Regions from separate parts of the Homo sapiens genome. Here regions 1, 3 and 4 are each linked to region 2. A link is a contact called in ENCODE Hi-C data. All regions are on one chromosome and are shown on one strand. The core of a region is the stretch at or near the end of the contact, and the rest is flanking DNA. Distances in the headings are between cores, read along the strand shown. Region 1 holds the start of SCYL3 (SCY1 like pseudokinase 3). Region 2 holds the start of TADA1 (transcriptional adaptor 1). Region 3 holds the start of GORAB-AS1 (GORAB antisense RNA 1). Region 4 holds the start of NUF2 (NUF2 component of NDC80 kinetochore complex).

Region 1 (3,050 bases), core at 60-2,559, 3.0 Mb before region 2:
TGGTGTGCCTAATTTCAGGGGATCCCTTTCTTAAGTCTTCCTATAGGCTCAACACTTTCTGGCAAAACTTACTGCGGTCAGCTGAAATACGTTTTCTGTTCATGTCTCCCACCCACAAATGTAATGCCTTTTCCGTCTTTTGCTGTTGCACCTCAAACTACAAAAGTTACAGCCACAGTGCATGATAGGTGCTTAGTTAACTAGCACGAATCTTTTTCCTTCTTCACAATTTCATGGATAATTTGTTCTTATCATAGATTTTGGCAACCTCAGCATATGACTCTTTTTCTTTCCTTATTAAGTCCAGAGCTTTCACCTTTTCATTTAAAGGAAGCACTTTACAGCTTCTCCTCGGCATATCCAAATTGTCAGCACAATTCCTGTGCTTTGCGGCCATTATTAAGTAAAATAAGGGTTACCTGAACATAAGCAGGTGGTATCTCTCATTATCTCTGCTATACTACGGGTGCATCTGTTAACCAAAGCAGCTACTGAGTGGGTAATGAGTGGATACTGTACACAGCGCGGCTACCTGCGACAGATGATTCGCGTCAAGGGTGGGACAGAGTGGATGGCCCGAGATTTAATCGGGCTACTCAGAATACAGGCGGTTTGAAACTTAAGAATTGTTTATTTCTGGAGTTTTCCATTTAACATTTCTGAACCAAGGTTTGACCACAGGTAACTGACACTGCAGAAAGCATGGAGGGGGGCAAAACTACTGCATTAATATTAAAATTTTCAAATATTACTTTTTGCTAAATGAAATGTGATTCAGGACCTTCCCTCTCAAAGATCAAGCGAGATCACCACGACCTCCGCCAGCAGCGGCTCTGCACGACTCCACCCTCGCAGCCCAGCCAATCAAAGCTACAGGTTGAGTGACGTCACTCTCCTGAAAGTCCTCGCTAATTCCCGTACTCCTTTTCTCCGCCCTGCACCTCTACTGTTTGCTACAAGTGGCCAGCAGCCATTTTGGATTTGGGCGGAAATGAAATTAAAACTGTGCTGTTAAAAGCCTAAAAATTCAAGTCAAGACAAACTTAAGCATTCGACCAACACATCTAGAAAGGGGGCATCTTCGTGGACTAACTAGACCACTGGGGCAGTGAGTGAAACTCGGTATCGTCGCGGCGCCCACACTTAAGATGGCACCGGCCTGAGACTCAGCTGTGCGGCCTCTCTACCTCGGTTCCTGGTTAGTTGGCCTCATTGGTGGCGTCGGAGGGAGGAAGGTGGGCCTTCTGTCCCGTTTCCGGACCCGTCTCTATGGTGTAGGAGAAACCCGGCCCCCAGAAGATTGTGGGTGTAGTGGCCACAGCCTTACAGGCAGGCAGGGGTGGTTGGTGTCAACAGGGGGGCCAACAGGGTACCAGAGCCAAGACCCTCGGCCTCCTCCCCCGCCGCCTTCCTGCAGGTAACAGGGAGCCCTGCGCTGCGCCCCCAGTCCTTGCAGGACTGCGCCGTGGGGGAAGGGGCCGGGCGGGGAGGAGGCGGCGGGCGCGCGCCCCGCTCGCGGGTCTGCGCTCTGGGGCCCGCGCGGGAGCGAGCTCGGCGCGGCGCCGGCGGCCGGTTGAGCTGTGCTCTCAGCTTCGGAGCAGCCTCCCCTTGCTGATTGTGGGGCGCCCTGTAATCTGCGCTTCGCGGGCGGCCCCCGACGGGTGAGGCGCCCGCGGCCAGAGCTCTCCAAGGCGGCCGCGGAGTCGGTCCTCGCAGGGAGGTGTGGAAGGTGAGGGGCCAGCGAAGCGAGAGCGGCGCCTCGGCCCTTCAGTGACCCCGCGGGGTCGCGGCAAGCAGGGCGAGGGTGCTCGGCTGGGCGGGTCACTGTCCCGGGGCGGCAGTGCCCGAGCCCGGGGGGATCCTGGGGGCGCGCCCGCCCTCGGGAAGGCGGCCTCATTCTTGATCCAAGACCAGTGCCCGTCCCCCAAGGCCCAGCTGGCTCCTGTCTTGGCATAGTGCTTTCTGTTTAGAATAAAGATGAAACATTTCTCGGAAGAGCATATTCAGGAATCCATGTGAAATTCTCGGAGTCGGGTCTCGAATTTTGGGGGTCACTGTTAACTGCTGTTTTTAGGGACCCATGTTCTTATAAAATGTATCTTGAGCTGAAATCACAATTATTTTGGTCCATAAAGACTTAATTGTGTATTGCTTGTCAGCTAGCAATGCTGGACTGAGTTCCGCAGAGGGAATATATACCTGAAACACGAAAGCAAGGGCCGGAGTAACGTTACCGCTGGATACCAGAATATCAGCCAGTACAGTGCATCCTTAATACTCAGAGTGCAAGCCATTATCTTTGGAACTTTCAAGCTAAGGGAGCTAGGACCAAGGTAGTCTCGAGTAATTGCTGGGAAAAGAAAATATTTGGTAGAAACATTTCCATAGAGCACACGGGTTTCTTAGTTGAGTGTATGAGTTGCCCTTTGACCTAGACAAGGGTTTTCTTAATCTACAAGCGGTCCAGAAATTTTATGTGCTGCCCAAGTAGGCAAAAGAGTGGAGGGAGATTATTAAAGGGAAGACTGATGCATATTCAAGTCAGAGACTGTCAACTCAGCATTTTATTATAGAGTGGAGATGCTAAGTGCTACGAAATACCTATTACGGGATACTAGGATATCCTTTTCTACCTTCTTGTGACTTTTTAATTTCAAAGCTAATGAGCAAGATTTTGTGTTTTCCCCGTCCTCAAAACAACAGGAAAGCATTTTGGAAGGCCAAGTGTTTTTCTTACATTTCAATAAATCAATTTTAGCTGAATTATCATTTTTAAAGCACTGGCGGGCATGGTGGCACATGCCTGTAATCTCAGCAACTAGGGAGGCTGGGGAGGGCAGGTAGCTTGAGCCCAGGAATTCCAGGTTACAGTGAGATAGGATAGCGCCAATGCACTCTAGGCCAGCAGCAACAGAACAAGACCATATCTCTATTTAAAACAAAAAACAAACAAAAAAACTTCTTCATATAACAGTATTTGTGCTTCTTTAGATATATTAGTGTGAAGAATTACTGCTTCAAAACATTCTCAAATTGCAATAATCAGCACA
Region 2 (3,368 bases), core at 59-2,558:
GACACAGAGAGGAAGACTTTGCCTGACCTTTGTATCTCCTTTCACCTGTGTATCTCCAGTACTCAAAGAGTTCCAGACACATAATAGGAGCTCACTGTATGAATTCAAGTGAAGAGAAGGTGCCCGGCTGGCATTGCAGCCAGGACAGGGCTTGTGGGTTTAGGTTGGGCAGTGAGGAAGTTGAATGAATGAACTTAAGGGGACATCTTTGGAGAAATTACACAAGATCTAAAAGCTATCTAGGATTATTTAAAAAACTTTGGGAGGCAATTTGACAATATACACCAAGGCATTTATAAATATTCCCATCATTTGATCCAGTAATTCTATGTGTGGGACTCTATGCTAAAGTAATAATCCTAAAGGAGGAAAAGTTTTATGCATAAAGAAGTTTTGCTTCATTATGCTATATGCTTCAAAAGCAATATTACAGTATTGCTTTTTAATAGAGAAGAAATGGACACAGTCTAACAATTGGGAAACAAGTTGTGTACCTTCTATCTGTGGGGGTATTTAATATGTTGTCATTAAAATTATTCTAAAGACAATGTAATACTACAGATAAATCCTTAAGTTTAAAAACGTGCAAAATTGAACATAGAATATTTTAAGTCATGGGAGTGTGCGAAGTGAAGGAGAAATCTCTCTCAGTTAAGTGTTTGTCCGGGAGTGGTAAAACACTTTTTCCTTCTTTTTATCTTTATCTTTCTGTGTATTTTCCAAATTTTACATAGTTACCTCATTTACTCAAATACTTATTAAGCATCCACTATGTGCCAGGCGCTGCTCTAGAGAATTGCGGGTAACAGTGAATAAAACACAACTCCTGTCCTCGAGCCATAACATTTACAAGATAAATCAACTAAATGTCATATGAGACGGTTAGTGCTCGGGGAAAAATAAGGCAAGGAAAGAGTAAAACTGATACTGCATTTACTTTTTTAAATGGAGGGGTAAGGTACTCCTCCAGGCAGAAGAACAGCAGGCTGAATTCGGAATTGCCCCAGCGGTAACAGAATGAAAGAGCTTGGGACACGCCAGCCTGTCAGCAACGTTGCAGCCGAGGCGGGGCGCGCGGGTTTAGGATGGGCGCGCGACAAGGTGAAGCGGATCACGTGACTCGAGGGGCGGGAGGAAGAGAGCAGAGTTTGGCCGGGCACCTTCCCTGCGAAAAGGCGGGCGGAGCCGAAAACCAAACAAACGACTTCTGAGAGATTGGGGGCGGGACTGACGGCGGCCGGCTTAGCTTCCAGAGCCAAGGCCTTCCGCCGAGTTGGTTTTTGGGTTGTTGATCGCGGTGGCCGGGCGGTCTGCGGTCGGGCTGAGACACGCGGAGCAATGGCGACCTTTGTGAGCGAGCTGGAGGCGGCCAAGAAGAACTTAAGCGAGGCCCTGGGGGACAACGTGAAACAGTAAGAGCTGCCCTAGCACAGCGTCCAGGCCAACACGCGGGTGCTCTCCTGGCCTCGGGCTGCCAGCCCGCCCCGGAGACGCCCGCGTCGCCCGGGGGCCTGTGCAGCCTGGAGTCCGCGGCGGCGGGGCTTCGGGGTTTCTCCGGCCGGGGCGGGGCGGGCCACCTGAACTCACCGCCCTGGAGAGACCGGGCCTCCTGGGCGCCCGGGAGACATCGGCGGGCGCCGTTGCTCGGGACTGTCTGCCCTGGGTGGGGCGGGAGAAGCGCACTTCGCACCCAAGGGCCTGCTGAGCAGGTGCGGGCCCCAGCGCGGGCGTGCGGGATGCGGGAGGCTGACTTGGGCGGAGTGAGCCGGAGCCCTACGCGTCCAGCCAGAGGGCATAGCGCAGGGCGGCCCGCCCCTGGAGGGCTTCCTGGAGGTGGAGGCCTGTTGAGCTGGTGTGATCTGCTACGGATTATTGGTAAGCTCTTTTGACAGCAATTTCGTAAGGCAGACGGACCCTCTGGTGAAATCACAGTCATTGAACACTACAATTATAGTGATGATAGCAGTAGCGGACATTTTAAACATTTTAAGCTCTCTAAATATATTATCTAATCCTTACAACAGATGTGAGATAGGTACAGTTGTTATTCCCATTTGACAGATGAGAAGACTGAGACCTAGTGCGGACAAGTAACTCTTCAAAAGTCACTGTCAGAGTTGGGACCCACGCTTTTGATTCCCGACTGATGCATTAGAGGGGCTGTAAAGGATCCCAGAGACGCTCAGCCAGACCTTCATCCAGGTTATGGCAGGGGACCTAGTGCACAGTCAGGTTAGGTGCAGAATGGCCAAGGGTAAAATCAGTATCCAGTCAAAGCCAAAGCCAAAGAGCAAAAAAGGAACCTCTGGGATACAAGGAAGAGTTTGGAAATTTTCAAAACGTTGTTATTACAACTTTATTTTTCAAAAATATAGGAAGCAAATATAAACGTTTAAAATTACAGTGCCTGTGTTGTTGCTGCTAGATGGCTTCTCTGGTATTCTACACATTTGCATTACTCAGTGGATGCATACTTTTAAATGATGTTGGTGGAGGAGCAATTTGGGAATACTTAATTTTTCTCCAATACTTTCTTTTCATCCTTCTCTGTTCTTTATTATTACTGGATTGAAATTACTTAGGTTGGATGTCATACATGAATTTTGGAGTTTTTCCTTCATGTGAAATTTTGGGGTGGCAGAGTTGACAGTCTACTTTTCATCCTAACAAGATAATAATGGAAACTATAAAAAGATTAAAATTAAAATCTAAACTGTTATTTTAGCATAATTATTTAATTTTTGGTGAACATTTATTTACGCCCAGAGATATGTTTCACTTTGTGTTTGGGGGTTGGGGTCTTGCTCTGTGGCAGAGGCCGAAGTACAGTGGCCTGATCACACAGTTCACAGCAACCTTGATCTCCTGAGCTCAAGAGATCCTCCCCTGCTGTGAGCCTATAACTGGGACTGTAGGCACGCCCCGCTAATCCTGGCTAAAGTTTTTTTTTTCAGAGACAAAGTCTTGCTGTGTTGCCCAGGCTGATCTCAAATCCTGGCCTCAAGCAGTCCTCCCGCATTGGCCTCCCAAAGTTCTGGGATTACAGGCATGAGCCACCACACCCGACTATAGTGTACCACCGAAAATTGTCTTTCGATATTGATGTTCACTGTGCTTATTGAATTAAATATTCTTACTTATTTTAATAGGTAAAATTGACAGCTTTCACCCTAATTACTGTAGCTTTTTACTTTTGTAATACCGACTGATAAAATTTACCTTTTTTTTTTTTGAGATGGAGTCTTGCTCTGTCGTCCAGGCTGGGGTGCAGTGGCATGATCTCCGCTCACTGCAGCCTCCACCTCCTGGGTTCAAGCACTTCTCTGCCTCAGCCTCCTGAGTAGCTGGGATTACAGGCACCTGCCACC
Region 3 (3,237 bases), core at 360-2,859, 3.7 Mb before region 2:
TATTCCCACCAGCTGTACAGTAGCCCGCTAGATGAGTATACCACAATTTATTTATCCATTCCCTTGTTAATGGACACTTTGGTTGTTTCCAACTTCTTAATATTATAAACAAGACTATTAACAACTTTCTTGACTATGTTCCTCAATGCCCATACAGGGGTCTCCAGAGTACTACTGTCCTTATTTTTCCTGGCAACCAACTCCATCTTCCTAAATTATTCAATAAATTTTTAAAGATAGAGAACAGCTAGAAATGGCTTTAAAATTAAAGGGCCAAATCCTCTAATTTTACAAATAAGGAATCCAAGGAGAAAAGATTTAGAGGAAGAGCTGGAAGTTCTATATGCCAATCACTGTGTTTAGCTACGGGTATACAAGGAGGTTAAGATATTTTCCGTCCTCGAGGTGGTCACGGACTAGCGATTTGGTTTCCACACTACAGTGGGCCTTGAAGTTCAGGTCCTCACCATCCTCTATCTACCCCCGGTTGCAAAGATATTTCAAAATATACTTCTACATAATGAATATGTTGTTTAATTTAGATTTTTATATTAAGTCATCTTTACCCTGGAAAATGCGCCTCTGCTAACACACAAACTTTGTGAAATCTTCCCAAGCTCCATCCAATCCCCGGCAGAGTGAGGTTCCTCTTGTCTCTGAAGCAAGTTCTTGCAATATCTACTATCACATAACTTTGTGGTTTGTCTCCTCATGAGTCTACTGGAGTCAGACCAGAGGCCAGGGCACTTGTACCCTGTATATCAAAGTATGTGAATGGATGTTGAAAACACAAAGCAAAAGAATTTGAGTATATCAAGCAACACAGAGTCAGTTAACTACATAGCTTAGCCTAACCTTTATGATAGAGTTTTTAAAGTCCCCTGGACCAGTCAAAATGTCCCCAGTCGATATAATCTACATTGGCCCTATCTTACTAATTTACTTCTTTTCCCACTTGTCTGCCCTAGATTATTCTCATATTTATGCTAAAAATGCACAAGCTACCAGAGCAACATCCAATTTCCCCACAAACGCTAACAAAAGGTTTACTTCATTTGCTACCAAAATAAAGTATTTGAATTAAGGTACCAAGAGTGATGTACACTTCTTACAGAAATTGTGTGTACTACCACGATAACCATACAGATCACTGCGAAATTTCAACCACAAGCAAAGTGCAATTAATATTACTAAGTTTTCCACCAACAATCAGCAAACTTAATTCCTTCCACAACAACAAAAAAATTGTACAAGCCCATTCAATGATTACTCTATAAAGCCAGAGAGAGAAGCACAAGGTTAGCTTACTCCAAAGTCAGTAAGACTGTATGTATATAAACATATAAAGTCTTCACATCTACCCTCTCAAAGACCCTTTTGGTTTGCTGATTCTCAAAAATTGGGAAGTACTGCAAAAATCATCTGGCAACCAGAAGTGAATGCAACACTCCAGATGAATTGTGAAAAGTACCGAATTTTTGCCTTTATTCAGACGCCTGTGCTCCTTTTTTCCAACCATCTGCTTCTATAAATTCATCACAATTCTAATACGGTGTGCGCCCCTCCTCCTTCCCTTACCCTGACCCTAACCTTCCAACCGTTGATTCCTGCAGCAATCTTCCCTAAGGGAGACACCCCGGCTGTAGGCTCACTTCCTCTCCCAAGTCCCATTCCTTTCACAAGAGTCAAATCCCTACAGTGGATTCCTGGACCGTTTTTTCTAAAAGAAGATCCCAGTCCTCTGGCTTGCCCCTCCCGTCGTGACTCCCAGTAAGTCCTCCTCTGAAACCCCCTAATCCAGTCCACGTACTTACAGCGCCTTCCGCTAACACAAACGTAGCCGCTTCCACGCCCCCTTTCCCCGCCAAAGCTGCATCCCCGCCTCTTCCCCTTAAGACCCAAGAATTAAACCACTGTAAACCCATCTTGTAACCTTTAGTCTGCTTTAGTCTCCTCAGTTCCTCCTCAGAGAATCCTGCCCAACCTTGCGCCATCGGCCCGGGCCACCGGCACCCCCAAAAGTGCCCAAATCTCGCAGCCGCGACTGCCAACACTGCTGCCCAGCTCATCCGGGTTTTTCCCCGGCCGCGGCCAATCAGTGCATCGGGCTCCAAACACAAGGCCCTCTCTCCCCGGCCTCAGGGTCCGGCTTCCTTCCAGGCTGCCTTCAGCAGTGCCTGACAAACTGCCTAAGGAAACCTTGCCACGCAGACATTCGTTTCCTCTGGCTTACCTCTACTCTCTCTCTCTCTCATTGTTTCTCACTGTTGCTGGTTAATCGCTTCAGGAGCTAAGGGGGGAAATGGCGATGGGGATAAGGGTGGAGATAAACAGGTATTTGGGAAGGAGCAACAAGTCGGTGGCGGAAACGGGAGATCTAAGTGCCTTTGGGGTCCTGTACCTGTGGGGCGGGAGCGGTGCTCTCTGTGGCTCTTAGTGTGCCCTAAAATCCTTGTGTTTTGCTGGGAGTGTGCACAGCGCTGGAGGCCTCCTTCAGATTAACTCAGGAAATGATCAGATTTAGGATTTTGATGATGAAGAAACATTTAAAAGGGGTGGGGTATAATTGATGAAAAGGGAACAGGCATAACCAGGTCTCTCGCAGGCCGGAGCGGCTCTCAGATTTCTTTTGCTTTGGGTTGTTTCCTTTGTGAATAATTATAATATGTAACTTTCCTCTTAAGGGATTTCTTTTTCTTTTTTTCTTACTTTTTTTTTTTTTTTTTTTTGAGACATAGTTTCGCTCTTGTTGCACAAGCTGGAGTGCAATAGCACGATCTCGGCTCACTGCAACCTCCGCCTCCCGGGTTCAAGCGATTCTCCCGCCTCAGCCTCCCGAGTAGCTGGGATTACAGGCGCCGGCCACCACACCCGGCTAATTTTCTGTATTTTTAGTAGACACGGGGTTTCACCATGTTAGCCAGGCTGGTCTCGAACTCCTGACCTTAGGGTATCCGCCCGCCTCGGGCTTCCAAAGTGTTGGGATTACAAGCGTGAGCCACTGCGCCCGGCCGGGATTTCTTAGTCTCCCCTTTAAATCTGTTTTTCAGAGAAGACATTGTAAAACGTCGGTGCTGGGGGATGGGAAAGCATTTCTTAGGATCCTGCCTGGAATCCTAATACCGTAATTCGGGTTCTGCCTTGAACACTAACCTGAGATCCCATTTCCTCATTTGAAATATGGTTGCAAAGATTAAAAGATGCAAGCGTTGTCAAAATACACATAGATAAGGATGA
Region 4 (3,024 bases), core at 25-2,524, 3.6 Mb after region 2:
TAAAGTATCTTCATAATTATTATCACTTGTTCCTCTCTTCTCTAATGTTTGGCACTCTGCTATCAGATTAATCCTTATAAAAACACTTAACGCATCATATAATATTTGTATGAAAATACTTCAATTACTCACCTTACCCACCACATCAAATTCAAATTTTTCTGCTAGGCTTCTAAACCCTTTAATAATTGAATGAAATTTCTGCTCCAAGTTAGTCTCCTAACTTTCCCAAACTTCCAGTATTTCCTTTTGGAACCTCCTCCAATATCCAAATTCTATCATTCTTTCGAAGTACAATTTCAGTTACAATTTATTCATTAACGAGAGATGAAGACACTTTCCAACTACATAGTTTGAGCTCCTAGGTGGGATAAAGTATATAAATGACTTAATATATATGCAGTAATACTCTGTCTAACGAGTAGCAAAGATTAACCTATAATTACTCATCTGGTTTCTCATTTATTTGCAGCACCACGATGCTGAGCAGAGTGAGTAGGTACTAAAAGTACTCTGTTAAATTTTACACACTTCGTTTTGTTAAAATAAACTATTTGTGGACATCACAGTTCCACGAGGCAGAGATTAAACAAAAATAAACAGAAATGGCTCCCAACTTCAATGAATTAAGTAAAACGTTCCTTGAACTTTTAAAAGGAACAATGATGGCGTTATGCATGCGTAGTGCTATATATGCGCTGCTCTTTTCCTTTGAATTTTGGATTAGGTGTGATATTTTTACCTTTTCATTCATGGTTTTGGATTTGGTTAAGAAACGTTTGGCAACGGAGATGTGTAAAAAGCTGACAAGCATCTGCAGCCAAATAAACCACATTACCACCGCCTTTCCAAAAATCACACATAAATGTATGCCTAACTTGAACAATTTCAGCTCAAGCTCGTCTTCTTCGGTCTATGCTGCACCAGAAAACACCCGTTAGTTTAGTAGGAACTGAGCTCTGGTTGTTTCTGGGACTAACATCAAATAAAAAGTAACGACGGGCCCGCCCCTCACCTCCCAGGCTCTGGTTTCTTCCGCCTCCTCCCACCGCTGAGCACGACGAAAACACCGCCAGGCCCAGCGTCCCGGCACCTGCCCGCGCCTTGGGATGGAGAAGGCGTCTGTCTGCAGGCTTCCTTCCTCCGTCCTCTCGCGCTCACCTACAGTGCCGGCCGCCGACAGGAAGACGGCGAGTTCGGGGAGCAGCTACAAGCAAAGTCAAAAATCAGCAAACGTCAACCGTCATCACTTTTCAAACTTGCCGCCTCCTACTGGAAGTCCCGCCCCATTCCGCCAAGCCCACGTCCAACCGCGACGGATGCCGGTTGGGCTCAAGAGACGCCAGGCAGGTGGGACTGGAGTTGTCATGGAAGGGGCAGGGCGCAGGGCGGAACCATTGCTCGCGGAGCTGGCGTCGAGTCGGAACCTCGGACTGCAGGAAGTGGGAGCACCGCGGTTTCGGGGAAGAGACCGGGGTTGAGCGTCTAGCCCATCTCTGCGTGACTTCCGCCAGCGTTTAGAGCGTTTTCGGGGTCCGAGTTGAAGAGCAAAACCAAGTGAAGGAAACTTCACTAAGTTCAGGGTGACAAGGGAGGAAGTACAGAGGTAATTTATAGAATTCCAGAGTAATAATAACTTGTTGAACATTGATTATGTGCCGGGTTTTGTTAGATGCTTATAAGCATCATCTCATTTAGACTTCATTAAAGGGGAGAAAAGGGATAGTGGAGAGATACTATCATCCCCTCAGGTGAGGGCTCTGAATCAGAGAATGCAGTTCTCTGCGCACAGTAGTTCACAAGTAGCATAGCTGGGATATGAACACACATCCTCTGACTCTGTGCTCATAAGCACGACTTCAAGAGGTGGAAGGAACATAACAGTTCATCTGGTCAAATCCTCTCGCTTTCACCGATATGAAAACTGGACTCAGAGAGAAGTGATTTGTTAGAAGTTATACAGTAAGTGGGACTGTAAAGTAGAAACCAGGTCTCCTGATTTTAGCTTCTCCCTCTTCGATCAGTGCTTTTCACCTCTGAACTGTTCCCCAAATTTGCACATTCCTGAGTGAGTTGCATTCTTCAGATAAGGGGCCCTGAAATCTGTATTTTTTTACATGGTATTTTGTTTGTTTGTTTTGGCAAGAGTGGAAACACTGCATTTAACACAAGTTAGGAAGCCATGGCAGGCCTGGTTGTCAGGGGAGAAAGCCATTAAGTTTTATTGAGGTTTGGGACAGGAGAAGACGTAATAGGACTTGTATCTGGTCACAGAGTAGAGCATCATCTGGTGACAGTCGTGTGTTGGATGGGGAACCTGAACTGAATTATGTGAAAAAAGTGCTAGAAAGGTTGTATTGAATGTAGACACAAATTCCGCTGCTTTGTCCTGTCCTGAAGAACTAAACCTATTGATAGTGAAGTCTATACCAATTCTAAATAAAAATACATTTCATATCATTAGTTCAGGGCTTTTGTCTTTCCTTTCAATGTCTATTTACTGATGTAAGTCTCAAAGTCGGAATCTAGTAAGACCCAAAAGGACATTAAGAAAATAGATTTTAAAAAAATATTAGAGTCAGTGAGGAAAGCAGAAAAAAGAGACCTGTCTCATTGACACTTGCCAAATCAAATTGATTACTGATACATGCATAATTTCCACCAAATTATATGTCCTTAGAGGCAGGGAAGGGAACCATAGCGTAGTGACTGAGAGCACATCTCTACGGTCAAAGGGAGTTGGATTGAAATCCCTGATCACACCATTTACTACCTAGGTGGACTTAGGCGAGCTATTTAACCTAACTGAGCTCGTTTCTGCATCTTTAAAATAGGGTGACAGTTCTATCTGCTTTATACGGTATCATGAAGATTAAGTGAATTAGTTCCTGTAGAGTGCTTAATTAAGTGCCTGGCAAAATTGTGAGTACTTGAAAAGTATTAGCTGTTATTTTGACTATTATTATTTATACATGGTCCCTAGGAAAATACCTTGCAAGTGGCAAGTGCTCAACAAATGTCTAA

Evidence for each region. Hi-C counts contacts between places; a loop is a spot of excess contacts on that map. Pooled maps may share reads with other maps.
Region 1: a map of CD4-positive, alpha-beta T cell shows a loop between it and region 2 (5-fold over the local background). The contact joins the promoter of SCYL3 here to the promoter of TADA1 in region 2. A Hi-C loop is called at or near these places in 3 of 168 maps with a recorded cell type or tissue (CD4-positive, alpha-beta T cell, IMR-90 and naive thymus-derived CD4-positive, alpha-beta T cell) and 8 of 50 pooled maps.
Region 3: a loop to region 2 is called in a map of B cell, with 14 times the contacts of the local background. The contact joins the promoter of GORAB-AS1 here to the promoter of TADA1 in region 2. A Hi-C loop is called at or near these places in 1 of 168 maps with a recorded cell type or tissue (B cell), 1 of 37 single-sample maps with no recorded cell type and 6 of 50 pooled maps.
Region 4: a pooled map shows a loop between it and region 2 (12-fold over the local background). The contact joins the promoter of NUF2 here to the promoter of TADA1 in region 2. A Hi-C loop is called at or near these places in 2 of 37 single-sample maps with no recorded cell type and 9 of 50 pooled maps.

Annotation. Positions count from the first base shown.
Region 1 is chr1:169,892,155-169,895,204 of GRCh38, reverse strand. It overlaps SCYL3 (SCY1 like pseudokinase 3), which reads left to right and starts at 1,309. Exons shown (of 13, transcript NM_020423.7): 1 at 1,309-1,417. RefSeq lists enhancers at 882-1,291, 966-1,553, 1,554-2,141 and silencers at 1,492-1,571, 1,812-1,871.
Region 2 is chr1:166,874,204-166,877,571 of GRCh38, reverse strand. It overlaps TADA1 (transcriptional adaptor 1), which reads left to right and starts at 1,308. Exons shown (of 8, transcript NM_053053.4): 1 at 1,308-1,412. The coding sequence starts at 1,339. RefSeq lists an enhancer at 922-971 and silencers at 1,372-1,421, 1,452-1,851.
Region 3 is chr1:170,530,981-170,534,217 of GRCh38, reverse strand. It overlaps GORAB-AS1 (GORAB antisense RNA 1), which reads left to right and starts at 1,609. Exons shown (of 3, transcript NR_125958.1): 1 at 1,609-1,770. GORAB (golgin, RAB6 interacting) reads right to left here and starts at 2,052. Exons shown (of 5, transcript NM_152281.3): 1 at 1,934-2,052. The coding sequence starts at 1,994.
Region 4 is chr1:163,320,204-163,323,227 of GRCh38, reverse strand. NUF2 (NUF2 component of NDC80 kinetochore complex) reads right to left here and starts at 1,274. Exons shown (of 14, transcript NM_145697.3): 1 at 1,016-1,274. LOC127814295 (a long non-coding RNA gene) reads left to right here and starts at 1,493. Exons shown (of 5, transcript NR_182654.1): 1 at 1,493-1,606. It also overlaps a transcript of RGS5 not described here. RefSeq lists enhancers at 1,055-1,284, 1,325-1,534.